Linked DNA regions of Homo sapiens: region 1 is linked to region 2. A link is an interaction called in ENCODE POLR2A ChIA-PET data of the cell type or tissue named here. Cell type or tissue: B cell. All regions are shown on one strand. Each heading gives the region's core, and the rest is flanking DNA. Links, peaks and the distances in the headings are about the cores only.

What was found. ChIA-PET counts read pairs that join two places held together with the same protein. Peaks named below come from ENCODE experiments on the same cell type or tissue, not always from the same donor. Only the 100,000 strongest peaks of a DNase experiment are listed, where the experiment ranks them.
Region 1: POLR2A ChIA-PET joins it to region 2 with 7 read pairs; 2 of 35 experiments call an interaction of 5 or more read pairs at or near these places.

The regions. Positions count from the first base shown.
Region 1 is chr6:15,305,022-15,312,488 of GRCh38, reverse strand. All of the region lies in intron 1 of JARID2 (jumonji and AT-rich interaction domain containing 2), which reads right to left. Among named protein-coding and RNA genes, the nearest start is that of JARID2-AS1, 60 kb to the right of the region's middle. RefSeq lists silencers at 3,377-3,671, 4,508-4,567. In B cell, for the core only: no CTCF peak of the experiment used is centred there; a DNase peak (open chromatin) is centred at 3,510; H3K4me3 peaks cover 715 bases; H3K27ac peaks cover 768 bases.
Region 2 is chr6:14,714,254-14,721,720 of GRCh38, reverse strand. LOC101928354 (a long non-coding RNA gene) reads left to right here and starts at 4,232. Exons shown (of 4, transcript XR_241980.4): 1 at 4,232-4,277. RefSeq lists an enhancer at 4,086-4,145. In B cell, for the core only: no CTCF peak of the experiment used is centred there; a DNase peak (open chromatin) is centred at 4,220; H3K4me3 peaks cover 1,599 bases; H3K27ac peaks cover 2,013 bases.

The DNA of each region.
Region 1 (7,467 bases), core at 915-5,914, 590 kb before region 2:
CAGGAGGTGCATATATTGATGGGATGGTAATACCCAGATGTGTGCAGTTGTCATAAGTTATCACAGTGTACACCTGAAATGGCTGCATGTATAAATTTTACTTCAATAAGATTGGTTTTTTAAAAATCCAAACTGAGGCCGGGCATGGTGGCTCACGCCTGTAACCCCAGCACTTTGGGAGGCCGAGGCGGGTGGATCACGAGGTCAGGAGTTCGAGCCCAGCCTGGCCAAGACAGTGAAACCCTGTCTCTACTAAAAATACAAAAATTAGCCAGGCGTGGTGGCAAACGCCTGTAATCCCAGCTAATTGGGAGGCTGAGGAAGGGAACTGCTTGAACCTGGGAGGTGAAGGCTGCAGTGAGCCAAGATCGCACCACTGCACTCCAGCCTGGGTGACAGGGCAAGACTCCGTCTCAAAATCAAAACTGACTTAGAAAGCTTTTGTTTTTGTTTTTTAAATCTAGAACAGTAGGGGTGCATATGTAGAATGAGCTATGACAATTTTTTAGGTTAAATTGATTTCTCTAGAAAGTAGCCATCCAAATTAAATAAAAGTTAATGCCAAAAGCCACACCTCTGGCAATACAATCCAGGGACCTGGTCCAAATGTGGAAAATTCCCCCCAGTTTCACGTAGTTAAAAGTGACTTATTAAAGAATATTTTACAATACAAACTCCCTTTTGGGGCTTAGGGTATTAAGAGGAAAAAAATTTTTTAAGGAAAATATTACAAGAAAAAAGAAAAAAAAAAAACAGTTACCTTTTTTGCAAGCCGAATCAGAGTGCCATCTGTGGCTTGTGTTAAGGACTTTGCTTTTGTATTGTGCAGAAAGGCAGATCGAATATTTACCTGTGGGAGAGAAAAGGCTTGCTCACAAGTCTTCAGACTTTTTCTTTTTCTTTCTTTCTTGAGACGGAGTTTCGCTCTTGTTGCCCAGGCTGGAGTACAATGGCGCGATCTCGGCTCACCGCAAACTCCGCCTCCCAGGTTCAAGCGATTCTCCTGCCTCAGCCTTCCCATGTAGCTGGGATTACAGGCATGCGCCACCATGCCTGGCTAATTTTGTATTTTTAGTAGAGATGGGGTTTCTCCATGTTGGTCAGGCTAGTCTCGAACTCCCAACCACAGGTAATCAGCCCGCCTTGGCCTCCCAAAGTTTTGGGATTACAGGCATGAGCCACCGTGCCCAGCCTCTTCAGACTTTTTCTAATGTAAAAGTGTACCAGAGAGACTCACCATGCCCAAGACTGGTACAAGGTGGTGTGAGGCTGGTGATGGGCACTGCTAGGGGTTACTGGATTAGGAGCAAGGGTGATATGAATCCTCTAAGATCCCAACTCCTACTGTCACAAGCCCCATTGATACGCCACGCGGAAGGGTCTCTGAGACCAACAGCTTATTAGAGAATTATTATAGCAACTATCTCACTGCCAACGTGCCATGTTAGCCCTGGAACTAAAATACCCGCATCCCAAAGGATGTGAAGTCCTCATATTCACTCTATGACGGTTCCCATTCCCACACAGGGACTGGGCAGGCAGCCGTGAGAAGACAACTCAGGGTGAACAGGGCACCAAAAATTAGAATGAATTCCCAGAGTTGGAATCAGCCACCTCCAGCCCACAAACCAAAGTCAGCTCGGTTTCTGGCACGAAATTATTTACAAGTCATCCTGGCAGGAGTCACATCCAAGATTTATTTTAAGACTATAATCTTGGTCTAAATCTCAACTTCCAGAACTGGGCCACCAAAGAGCCAAGCGGGGATGGGAATTCTGGAGATTGAAATCCCATCTCCTGGAAGATCTCAGAACACTTAGGCCCATCCCATCTCTGCACCTGCAGATGCTTATGTAGAAGGGCATCCCCTTCCCTCCAGAACTACCCAGCAAGAAATCCAGAGGGGAGCATGACCCAGAAACAGGGGAGAAGAGGGGAGGCCAAGGCATTCACAGCCTAGCTTGTGCCATCTTAAGAATCCCTACAGCAGAATTCAGGGCCATCCTTGTTTAATTCAGCTCGCATTTTCCTATGTAAATCACTATTTCTGTTATGGTTGGAGTAATGTGGGAGAGGGTGATGTATTAATGCTATCTACAAAGGGTAGGTTCAACAGACCAGTTCCACTGTGACTAGTCATTTGTAAAGAATATTGATTTTCTTAATTTCATTCCACAAAGAGGCTATGGCAGGAAGTATCATTTTTTCTACTGTTTTTCTTCTGCAGGGTTTTGATAAAAACTAATATTCATGTATTTTTACATAAATCACATGCTTGTTTTGCTCTAACCAGTAGCAGGAGGCAAAGGCATTTGTGCGGCACCTCTGGAAATTAAATTACCTATCTGGAATTCATCTGTTTCACCAGAGACACCCAGCCCCAGCCCATCCAGCCAACCTGGGAAAGCCTCCCTGGCCTTAATCTCATTAAGAGTCCAAAATCCACAGCCTTAAAGCAACAAAGCAATCTGTTTTCCTGCTGCTTCCTTGACTTTCTTCTTTGGAAGAAGAAGCTTTCTAGGTACCATTTTTTTTGTTTATTACAGAGTAATACACGTTTCCTGGAGAAAATATAGATAAGCCTTATCTCCTGAGCATCCATCCCTCTTCCTAAACTCTTCCAAGCCACTTCTCACCTCTGGGCTTTCCACTTTCACTTTGGAACACACTACTGGCCAATCCCATCTTCACCTGGCTAATCCCTGTCCTTCAAGCCTTCTGTCATCCCTCAGTGTGGATTAGTTGCCCCTCCCACCTGTGCCTACACCACCACTTCATTTGTCAAAGCATACATATATATATATACACACACACACACACGTTTATATATGTATGCTTTATATATTATATGTATACATATATTTACTAAATTTTCCAAGATAAGACAAAAAAATTAAACTGTAAATACTGTTTTCTCACTTGCTTTTTTCACTTATTTTATGTCAGTCAACATTCTTGCTACCATTTCATTTTAATGACTGCACGGAACAGACGTTCCATAATTTAACCAATCCCCTATTGGTTTCCATTTTTCACTGGGATACACAGTAAAATACTTACTACACATCCTTGTGGCCAAATTCCTAGAAGCAGGGTGGCTGAGTGAAATGGATGCAAAATATCACACTACTTATAATGTATACTAGATGCTTAAAACATGGAATGTCGATTTTTAAAGACACTAACACAGTCTCCACATAGAGAATAATGAGGCACCTGAAACCTTCATAAAAGAAATAACTGAGGGAACACAGGATTTTTAAGCCCAAAGATGATGAACAATGAGTCTGTTGGATGAGAAATAATGTTTAGTTCCTTCCGAGGTCAAAAATGGAACACAATGAAAGAAATGAAAGAGGTACTCTGTCAGCTAAATTCAAGAGAATGGAATTTTCCCAGAGATATCCAACATCAATCTTGCAGCTACTTAAACTATTCAGGCTGAGACAGGAAGTAATCCTGACAGGGGAAAGATATTGGGCCAGCTTCACAGGAAGGGCAGTCAGTCAACCAAAAAGGTCACTCATGTTCAACTACTACGATTTCCACCCTGCAGGGGACTTCCCCACTGCACTCTTTCAAATTAAACTTGAGAAAAGCCATGATTAAATTTTCCTATATTAGCCTAACTATTATCCAAGCACACAGCCTATTTACTGTTGACAAAATATAAGAAAACCAATTTCACCAGTAAGCAAAAGTCATGGTGGATCAAACTGCAGATTCCATTAGTGACCACGTGTTTTTACAATTCCTGTCTTTTCAAAGTAGGGAGAGTCTGGCTTATCCTCACATCTTTTGGCTCTCACAGTAACAAATACATAATAAGATAATAAGAGCAGATGAGGCTAATGACCACATTTGCTGTAATTACCTAATCTCGTTGTTTTTAAGGAAGGAAGGTATTCAGTAGATCAACCGTCACTATTTAACCACAGGGGAGAAAACAGGACTCTCTCTTTCTGGATTTCTATCAATGTTTATATGCAAGATTTTAAAGGGAAGTAAGGGAATGAAGAAAGCATTACATTTAGGCTTCTGTGAAAAGCCATTATCCTTAGAGAGGCTGAGTTGAGGGAAATGACAAACAGCACAAACATCCAGTTCTTGGTGACAATAAATGAGGCTCCAGATCCAGATGGCCTTTGAATCTGGCCCCTCTGGCTTCTATTTCCACACAGAATCACTTTCAAATCGCCCACCTTCTAAAAGTTCATTTATAAACCTGCAGTTTAAAACCTAGAATGCACTCCATCATAGAAATGATATTTAACATGGCACTTGTTCCAAACCAGCACAAAGGAATTAAACAAAATTCACTAGTATAATAATGAGAAAACAGGTAAAGGATTAAGGAAGAGGACTAGAAGCTGCTAAGGGGTGAGGGTATTCCCTGCACCCTTTCAGAAAACCAGAAAAATTTAAGGAGGAAGAACCGTTACCAACCATTCTGTGCATCAAGATTAGAATGGAAACTCGAAAGTTTTGAGCAGAACAAAACCATGTCAGGGTCTATAGCTTATCAAGTGCTTGTTTTAGTTGACACCTGACTGGCTCCTGAGAAAATCATTAAGTTTTAAGCTACGCTGGCTGGGAGTCTGTATTTCTTGGACCGATGAATTATGCATGAGAATGAACTCTGCAAATTAGATGAAACTAGGCTCTGCTATCCTAGCAAATTTGGGCAATGAACATATTTCTCATGAGCTCCTAGTAATAAATCTTAAATTAAACTAATCACATAAGTAAAGGGAGAACCTAGTAGCTGAAGTACAGAAACATACAAAATTTCTCCCCACAGACTACAAAGTTTTCAATAGAGGTAAGTCATCAGAGAAGAAAAATACCAAAAATGAGGCAGCTAAATCACATTTTCTGGTGGGGGAGAAGAACCACAACCCCATCCCGAAAACAAAGATCCAAGGAATTTTAAAGTTTGAATGTAAACATTAATTGCAATGTACTAAAAACAAAACAAAACTGGGATCACGCCTGTAATCCCAGAACTTTGGGAGTCACAGGCAGGAAGATCACCTGATGTCGTCTGAGACCAGCCTGGGCAACATGGCAAAACCCCATCTCTACTAAAAATACAAAACTTAGCCGAAAATGGTGCCGTATGCCTGTGATCCCAGCTCCTAGGGAGGCTGAGGCAGGAGAATCACCTGAATCCGGGGGTGCAGAGGCTGCAGTGAGCGCCACTGCACTCCAGTCTGGGCAACAGGAAAAAATGTTTTCTTCTTCTTTGAGACACAGTCTCACTCTGTAGCCCAGACTGGAGTGCAGTGGAACTGTCTCGGCTCACTGCAACCTCCACCTCCGGGGTTCAGGCGATTCTCCCGCCTCAGCCTCCTGAGTAGCTGGGACTACAGGCGCCTGCCACCACGCCCAGCTCATTTTTTGTGTACCTTTAGTAGAGACAGGTTTCACTGTGTTGGCCAGGTTGGTTTCAAACTCCTAACCTTGTGATCCGCCTACCTCGGCCTCCCAAAGTGCTGGGATTACAGGCATGAGCCACCACGCCCAGTCTAAATTTTTTAATGTTAAAAATATATATATAATATACATTAATATAATTGATTATATATAATAATGTAATTAATATAAAATATATATATTAACTTCAAAGTACAATGGGTAAGGTCAGGAAAAAAAATAAGCTGCCTATTTCCCCACCTTCCATTTTCCTTCACTCCACTTGCCCCTTGTGTTTTACTCCTAGGTTTTAACAAAAGTCAAAAAAAATTTTTAAGTACCTAAAAATTAAGTTTAAGGAAGATGGTATTTTTCCCCTTTCCCCAGAATGTGGACTAAATAAACAGTATGATCCTTATGAAATGTGACTGTGTTGGGCCAGGCACGGTGACTCACGCCTGTAATCCCAGTACTTTGGGAGGCCGAGGCGGGCGGATCACCTGAGGTCAGGAGTTCAAGACCATCCTGGCCAACATGGTGAGACCCTGTCTCTACTAACTAAAAATACAAAAATTAGCTGGGCGTGTGGCAGGCGTTTGTAATCCCAGCTACTCGGGAGGCTGAGGCAGGAGAATCGCTTGAACCCAGGAGGCAGAGGTTGCAGTGAGCTGAGATTGTGCCATTGCACTCCACCCTGGGCAACAAGAGCAAAACTCCGTCTCAAAAAAAAAAAAAAAAAAAAAAAGAAATATGACTATGTTGTTAATGAGAAAAGAGGCTGGCTGGCTCACTGCAGGGGGAAGGAATTCTTGAGTTTTTGTTGTTCCTACTGCTGTGGATGATGAACTCGACACCAAAGGAGATTGTCCCCCTCAAATCTTAACAACCTAACTGTGACGCACTTAAGAGCGTCTGCCACTTGTGATCTCAAAGTACGAAAAGCTGAAGTTACTTGCCAACAGAAACCCGGGAAAACTGTAAGCCTCGAGGATTGCTGGTAGAGCTTCTAAAAATCTGACGTTTAGAAAGATAGATTTGGTCCCACAAGTGGGCCACCAGAAATGGAACTGAAATTTGTCTCTGCATTTTAAAAACTGTAACCAAAACCACAGATGAATAGTAGAAAACTATTTCCTTACAAAAGTTCAGAATAATGTATTAATGGGTAAGATAATGCATATAACACAAATACCTAAAGATATAGTGAACTCCCTTGTAAATTCATAATACACTGTCCAAGGAATTCACAGGACTTTATTTAAACAGTTAATACATAATACATCTCTCACACACAGAATGTTAACAATTAGATATTGGAGGGGTGCTCCAAAGAGATGGGGGTGGGGAGGAATCAAGGCCAAGAACCCTGAAGACCCCTTGAACTCCATTTATTTTCAGTCAACAATGGTGTCTGCTTCTGCCAAGTACCCAGTGATGAGGCTGTGGTTAGGGGAAAATGAGGTGCTTTTACTCACACATCAGAACCACATTCTAGTTTGAATCTAAACTCATCCACAAATGCAAACAAGAAGAGAAAGAAACAGCACTAAAGAATGAAACCAATTTTAACTCTAAGCTAAGCTATGTTGTAGGGCAAGAGGAGGAGGATGGGGAATGAAATTTAGCGTGGCGAAAACTGGAAACAACCAAAGGCATTCAGCTGCTCAGGAGGCTTTTCCCCTCTCCAAAGTGGAGTGACAGAATTAGCCAGAGCCAGCACCCTCCCTGCACCCTTTTCTCCTGGGGTAGGCCCACAGCGGAGTTGCTCTCTGAATAAGAAATCCTGCATTACGCTACATAAAGGAGGGACAGTGTGCAGGATGACCGGCCAACATCAATCTTCAATGGCCATTTCTTAAAATCCTTCTTCACGTTTTCTTCAACAATACCAGCTACATGGCCAAGATTTAAAAGATGGAAGGCCTTTGACAACTTCCTCAAGCCCAGGCTCATTTACCAGCTGGAAACTGCAGGCAAGAAACCCTGTCCAACCAAAAAATCCCAGACTTGTGCTGGCTCCCAGTGGGCACCCCTCCTGCCAATCAGTGAGAA
Region 2 (7,467 bases), core at 1,672-6,671:
TACATAAAACTAAAGAGAGGTTGGCGACTTATAATCGTGTTCAGGAGGTAGCAAATGTTTTACTTAGGTGAGAAGAAATATACTTTTCGTGTTGTCATAGAGTAAGCCCAATCCTTATTTACTTTTGTTACCATTGGCATGACAACAATCATTGGAGCATCTTTGTCTTCCAAACATTTCTTATATTATTTACTTTTTCATAGCAACTTAAAACGGAAGATCATAGAGTTTAGGTGACTTGCCCTAGGACACGCCCTTGGAAAATAGTAGAGCCAGAATTTGAATTCAGTTCTGGGTCTCTTTTTTTTTTTTGAATTCCATTCATGTGTTGATAATAGCTGCTATGGAGACTTAGCCAGGAAAGCAGATGTGGATGGTTAGCGGAAGCTAAAGAGGAAAAAGGTTAAGCTTTTTTTTTGAAGTTTTCCTGCTCAGCTAGGAAAACATTGCTGCAGTTATCAGGTAATTGAAGTGTCAACGTGACGCTGTCAGAAAGGTTGGATGAATTTGTTCCTGTTGGCCTATATTTGGCTGTTAAGTGAGTTGCACAATTGCAGTTTTCAGGTTAAGAAACTCTCTGGCAGTCGTGGGAGTTCCTCTTTAGAAGCAACTCTGCTAACATGCAAAATCAATGTCACTGAAGATTTTGCTTATGTTACTGCCTCCAACACTGTTTGATCCTTACATAAAAGAGACATTTGTCATTTGACAGGACTAAGACTGGGAAAGGTTGTGGAGGCTTCCCCCAGCTGTGGTGCACAAATATCTACACATTCTGTCTGCTTAAGTTTCTTTGGAATGTTTTCATTGCAAAGGCTGGGTCACTGAGGGGGCCTGCCCTTGCCCTTTGACCTTGGTAAATTACTGCCCCCAGTCCTGATGAGTTTGCAGGACAAACTTCCATCATCTTCCCAACCTTGGCAATGAGGGAGAAGGCTGGACCTCCCTGGCTTTGTTTTAATCCATTTTCACCTCCCTTTTCTTTTTCTTTCTCTTAATTCTTGTTGTTCTTCCTTTGAGTGACTACCAGCCCCTATGTAACTCTTTCTCTTTTTTTTCTACCCCTCTATCTTGGCTGCCACTCAACTTCAAAGCTCACTTCAGCAGGAGAAATGTGTGAGTTGTATGGAAATGCTGCCCTCTGGACTTTCAGTATTTTAACCCCCGGACTTGATTCAACTGCTTCCCAAATGATTGGAAAGAAATATCCCAAGCCCAGAACTGGAGAAACCCTTTTTTTTTCAGTGACCAAATAGATTTTGGTGTTGTGCCTATGTACCTTTGATCAATTCATATTTCCAATTTGGGGACATGCTTTTTCTAAAGACAAGTGTCTTTCACTTAGAGGAACTTAGCTGATGGATGACTTGTACAGATCCAATTAGTCTTGTTTCAGATTATAGGCATTCAGAAAGAGGTATCTTTTAATGGTTTTTTGGGACCGTGGGAATTTTGTTACAATATCTGTCACATCTTCCAGTAAAAAAGTGATAGCAATTTTTTTCTCTTTGGAGGTCTTTTTAAAATGCCTTCTTTCCTCATTGCTACAGATATGTTCTTGCATAAATCTTTGAAGCAAGCCAATGTCTTCTAGAATCTCATTAAATTTCATGACTTTCCATTCCTTGTGTTGAAAATATATTCCATTTTTTACATAACATTTTAAACATTATCCCTTAAAAAGGTAAAGGATGTTCATAGGGAATCAGAAAGTTTGTAAAACACAAATAATAAAAATTAAAATAATCCATAATGATAAAATTGTCACGTTTTATCCTGTTTATTTTGCTTAGAGAGTGATAGAGCCTTTGTTGGGTGATCATACACTTGTTATTGTTACTGAAGAGTGTGGGGTTCTGGTAAGCATGTTCTGAGAAAGAGAGAGATATTTTGTTTTTCTCTAAAGTGCTTGGATCTTCTATGAGTTGATTTACACTAGCATTTATCATTTTTGTCACTTGTCAGACATCAACAATTCAAGTGGTTGGCATTCAAAGTTGTGTCTAAGAAAGCAGTGTTCAACCATTGTGTTCCACTCTGGGTATGAAAAGGAATTTGCTAGCTAATAACAGAGTATCACAGTTTTGAATAATTTACTTTGTTGATAAATTACAATATATTTTAGAGTGTGCTTCCATAACAATGCTGTTTTTAGATTCTTGCATTCTGATCTGCTTTCTTGAGTGGGAGAGGAAGGAAGGGGCGGGTATACACTTGGCCCACGCGTATGCCCATGGGGCCATATTATTTGTGACTATCATGTAGGCTGTTTGCTGGGTCAGCGGAGAGACAGTGGTCGGCTCTGGGAGGTCACGCCTCCACTACTTGGCCTTCCTTCGGAGGCTCTTACTGGTTTCCACTGGAGAATAAGCTGTGGAAGCACTCTAGTTAATGGTAAGTAGAGAAGGAAGATGGCTGTGGAATGCAGAATATAGGAGTTTGTGTACTCTAATCCCACTGTAATAAACTGTGTTTCTGAAGTTGAGACTCAATTGAGATTACGATTATGCATGTAAATAGTGCATGAAATAACCAACATGACTATATTTAGATATTGGTTATGAATCGAGTCAGACATTTTCAGCAGGAGAAGAGAGCAAGACCTCCTGCAGAGAAAATCTCTGAATGCTGCTGTCCTTTAAACACACGTAGCCTTTCTGACAGGAGGCAAAGTGCCAGCCTCATTGCTTTGGTTTCAGCCACACTGAGCAGAAAGGGTCAGTCTGACTGCTTGCTGAGATTTTTCTCTTCTTTGCTCCATAGTTTCATTGATTTATTTTCTCTCCATCTGTGTTATATATATATATCATTTTTAAATTTTTTGTTTGAGACAGTCTTGTTCTGTCGCCCAGGCTGGAGTACAGTGGCATGATCTTGGCTCACTGCAGCCTCTGCCTCCTGGTTCAAGTGATTCTCGTGTCTCAGCTTCCTGAGTAGCTGGGACTACAGGCGCACACCACCATGCCTCACTAATTTTTGTATTTTTAGTAGAGACAGGGTTTCACCATGTTGGCCAGGTTGGTCTCAAACTCCTGGCGTGAAGTGATCTGCATGCCTGGACCTCTCAAAGTGCTGGGATTACAGGCGTGAGCCACTATGCCCAGCCCTGCTGAGTTTTAGAGCTACAGCTCCTCTGTAGTTGTTTTTTTTTTTTTTTTTTTTTGAGACAGTCTCACTTTGTCACTCAGGCTGGAGTGCATTGGCGCGATCTCGGCTCACTGCAAGCTCCGCCTCCTGGGTTCACGCCATTCTCCTGCCTTGGCCTCCCAAGTAGCTGGGACTACAGGCGCCCACCACCATGCCCAGCTAATTTTTTGTATTTTTAGTAGAGACAGGTTTTCACTGTGTTAGCCAGGATGGTCTCGATTTCCTGACCTCGTGATCTGCCCAGCTCGGCCTCCCAAAGTGCTGGGATTACAGGCGTGAGCCACTGCGCCCAGCCTGTAGTTGTTTTTTGTGGGGAATAGAACAAAATGGAACTAGAAAACTTGAGGCCTTTCAATCACAACCATGCTACATTTTATCTGAACACAGGAGAACCTGATAGTTCCCCCCAGCTCTCTACCTCATTGCTGCAAAGGTGGGATGGCTGCCCAGGGGTGTAGGAGCAGGAATCACAGCTTTAAAAAATATTTTATATTGATACACACTAATTGTACATGTTGATGAAGTACATTTGATATTTGATAGTTGCACACAATGTGTAATGATCAAATCAAGGTAATTGGGATATTCCTCACCTCAAACATTGATCATGTTTTTGTGTTGGGAACATTGCAAATCTTCTAGCTATTTTGCAATATACACTCAATTATTTACTACAGTCACCCTACTGTGCCATCAAACACTAGAACTTATTCCTTCTATCTACCTGTATGTTTGTACTCATTAATCAGTCTCTCTTCATCCCCACTCCCCACTACCCTTTCCAGCCTCTGGTAACCACCCTTCTACTCTCTACCGCCATTAGATCAACTGACAGCTTTTGTTTTTACTGCAAGGTCTTGTTCCACCTTCTTCCCACGGGTCCAGGCAGTTGTTCTTCTAGTCTACACTGTCTCTTGTAGCTTGTTTGTCATCTGGAGGGAATAGGTTGGAAATCTTGTATTTGGGTATCTATTCTCATACAGGGAGGAAATACAGGCAATTAGGTTAAAGTCATAGGCACCATGTAGAGGGCTGGGCTGGAAGGAAGTCAAGCTCTAAGTGTTGACTGTGTGGGAGGAGCTGTGAACATGAGGATGTGAACCTGAGTAAGACGGATCTCTACCCAAAGGGTAAGGAGTTTGGGGGACATGGTGAGTCCTGTGAAATAGGCCAGCAGAGTTTGCACAGAGTAGGGGCCCGGAGCCCACTGCTTGAGGTTGTGAGGGGCAGAGAAGGTCTCTAGACCAGAGACAATGGGGGTGCACTGCATGCATGCACAGGGAGGTAAGGTTGCACAGAACCCCGAGTCTGCAGCTCAGTAACTAAGGCCTCGTACGAAAACGGTGGCTTCATTCATTCCAAATCCCCTTGTGTGGTCTCTTCCTTGCCGTGACTGCCACTTGCTGTTGCTGCCTTGCCTGTTTCTTGTTCCCAACCTCATGACTTTTGCTTCCTTGTGCTTTCTAGGCCTTATGGCTTCTGCTCTCTGTCTCTTCTTTTGAAGTCCTTCTGCCTACTTGCTGCTGTCCTGGCTGCTTCAGCTGCTGCAGACTGTGACAGGCTCTCCCACAATCCAGCTTCTGAGAGAGGATCTGATTGGACTTGAATGGTTGCTGCACAGTTTAGAGTTTCCCTCCGAGGCAGAGTTTTCTTGTCCCGACTTGTCAGAGGCCACTGGCCCGCTCTTGGTTGATTCAGTTGCTGTACCTCAACATTGGATGAGTTGAGGGAGGCAAGACCCCTGTTAGCCGATGGTGACCTTTGAATAGGGAATTGCCTGCGGCGAGCCCTTTCCTCAGAGAAAGGCTGTGGGCCGTGGTCAAGGAGAGACGTTGGTCTGTGCTGCACAGGTGTGCCTACAAGTCTGAGCTGAACTGCTCCGCTCTATAAAGGGAAGAAGATTCAACTTTCTGGGGAAGTCCTGCAGAGGCAAAGAGGCTGGGTGCAGGGTTGGAGAAGGCAGGCAAAGAGACAGCCTCCTGATCATGGATAACTGGGAGGGCTTGGGGAATGTGCATTGTGGATTTTATTCCTTTCCTTCTTGCCTGCCTTTCTTTTTTTTCTTTCTTCTTTTCTTTCTTTTTCTTTCTTCTTTTCTTTCTTTTCTTTTTTTTTTTTTTTTTTTTTGAGATGGAGTCTCAGTCTGTCATCTAGGCTGGAGTTCAGTGGTATGATCACAGCTCACTGCAGCCTCAAACTCCCAAACTCAAGCAATCTTCCTGCCTCAACCTCCTGGGTAGCTGGGACTACAGATGAGCACCACCATGCTCACTAATTTTTAATTATTTTTTAGGACCTGATCTCACTATGTTGCCCAGACAGGCCTCAAACTCCTGGGCTCAAGTGATCCTCCCACCTCAGCTGAGACTACAGGCATGAGCCATGGTGCCCAGCCCATAGATTCTTGATTTCTGCATGATGTCAGTCTTTCCTCTTGTTCCCTTCTCTGTAGCACTTGTTAGTTATTTTGTGACAGTGACGTTGAATACAGTAGGGAGCCAATAGGACACAGCCCAGAAGCAGTATGTGAAGGTGTGGAATCCAGAAGCAGAGGGCATCAGGGGAGGGTAAGGCCCTTCAGTTGGCTGAAATTACAAGAAAGAATTTGGACGTTCAGAGGCCTAGAATTGGGTGTTTGTGTCAAGATCACCCACGTGTCCAACAGACAGGGAGATCCTGTTTACCTATAGGGGTCATAGACAACACAGTGTCCAGGTGTAGAGCAGGGTCAGACACACATGTGGATGAAATGAGAACTCGGGAGACCGGAGTGGAGGAGAGTAAGCTCGTGCCACCACAGTGGACAGTCAGGCAGAGCCCGAGGGCTCCAGAGCTGCTGAAGTGTGGAGTTGGGGACTTTCGTATAGGGATGGCTTTGCCAGTGGGTGCAAGGCATCCCTTAGGGACACTGCTATGAAAGGGAAAAGAGAAGCAGGAATGATGGAGAGAGAACCAGGCACCCAATTTTGACACACCCCAGTTCTCCCTAATGGAGCTGGCTGGAAGGTGTGACAAAATGCCTAAGAAATGCTCTCCAAACCCACTCTCCTGCCTTTCTCTCTTTTCCAGATCAGTGTCTCCACTTCCCTGTTCCCTTGGGCCCTCTGTGAAAGGTAGACTGATCCTCGGTGAAGGCTTTGTTAAACCCAGCCTCAATGCATGCCCTGAAAATGAATGAACGAACACTAAGGAAGGAGGCTGCAGAGGGGATTTTTCGAGACTGCATCAGTGTTGGTCACCTGCCTCCTTTTGGCTATAATAGGAGTCATGCAGCTTAAAAACCCTGACTGCTGATTTGAAAATTTACCTCATGCAGTGATTGATAATAGAAGCTTTCAGAAATGAATAAAAAAAGAGGGGGAGGGGATGGCAAGTGAGTGCTGGGGAAACATATGTGGATAAATGTTCAGATGTTGCAAACGAGGATGATTAAAACTTGAACCATTCATCTTCACCCAGTGGTGTTCGGATGTCCAAATTTGCCATGTCTGTGTTATAGGTAGGGAAACAGAGGCACAGGGAAGGGAAAGAGGCTGGCAAGCTCTCAAGTTCATCTTGGTATCATTTTTTAGGAGGGGTACAATGACCAGGTCACCTCTGGTGGCTTATTTTGAACCAACCATTTGCAGAAAAGTGAAGCCCGATCCTTCTCATGCGTTGTCTTCTACAATTGCAGTAGCCATCTGACAGATAATAGAATAATAGGAAGATGTTGCCTTGGACAATGGGCCAGCCAAAGAGCTGAATGAGAGACACTAAAATAAATAAATAAATATTCTAAAAAAGGCATTTTGACAGAAAAATTCTCCAAAGAGGGGAGGCATTCTCTTGTCTTTTCCTATCCACCTTTGCAGCAGGGTATCTTTTCCCCCTCACTTGGAGTCTTTCATCAGCTTTGGGCCCTTTCCTAGCTCCTCTGCTCTTTTAGAGACTTTTTTTTCAGGGGCCATGTAGTGGTTTAGATTTTAATGGAAGTATGTTAGGTGGGGCCTGGCTTCCATTATGCTGAGCTCAGGCCTAGTGATGTGATCTGTCCTCTTCACTGTTGTCAGGGAAGAAAAGAAGGAAGGGAGGAAGAAAAGGAAGAGAGGAAGGAAGGAAGGAAGGAGGGGAGGAAGGAAGGAAGGAAGGAAAGAAGGAAGGAAGGGAGGGAGGAAGGGAGGGAGTTAAATTAAGTTTAGCCCTAAAGCTATCTCCCTACATATTTTAAGTTCAGCCTAAAGGTTTCTCTGTACACAGTAAATGGTCACCCACCTGGACATGTAAACAGACTGTAATCTATTATTGTGCCAATCACCAAATTTTGGCCAATCACAGGGG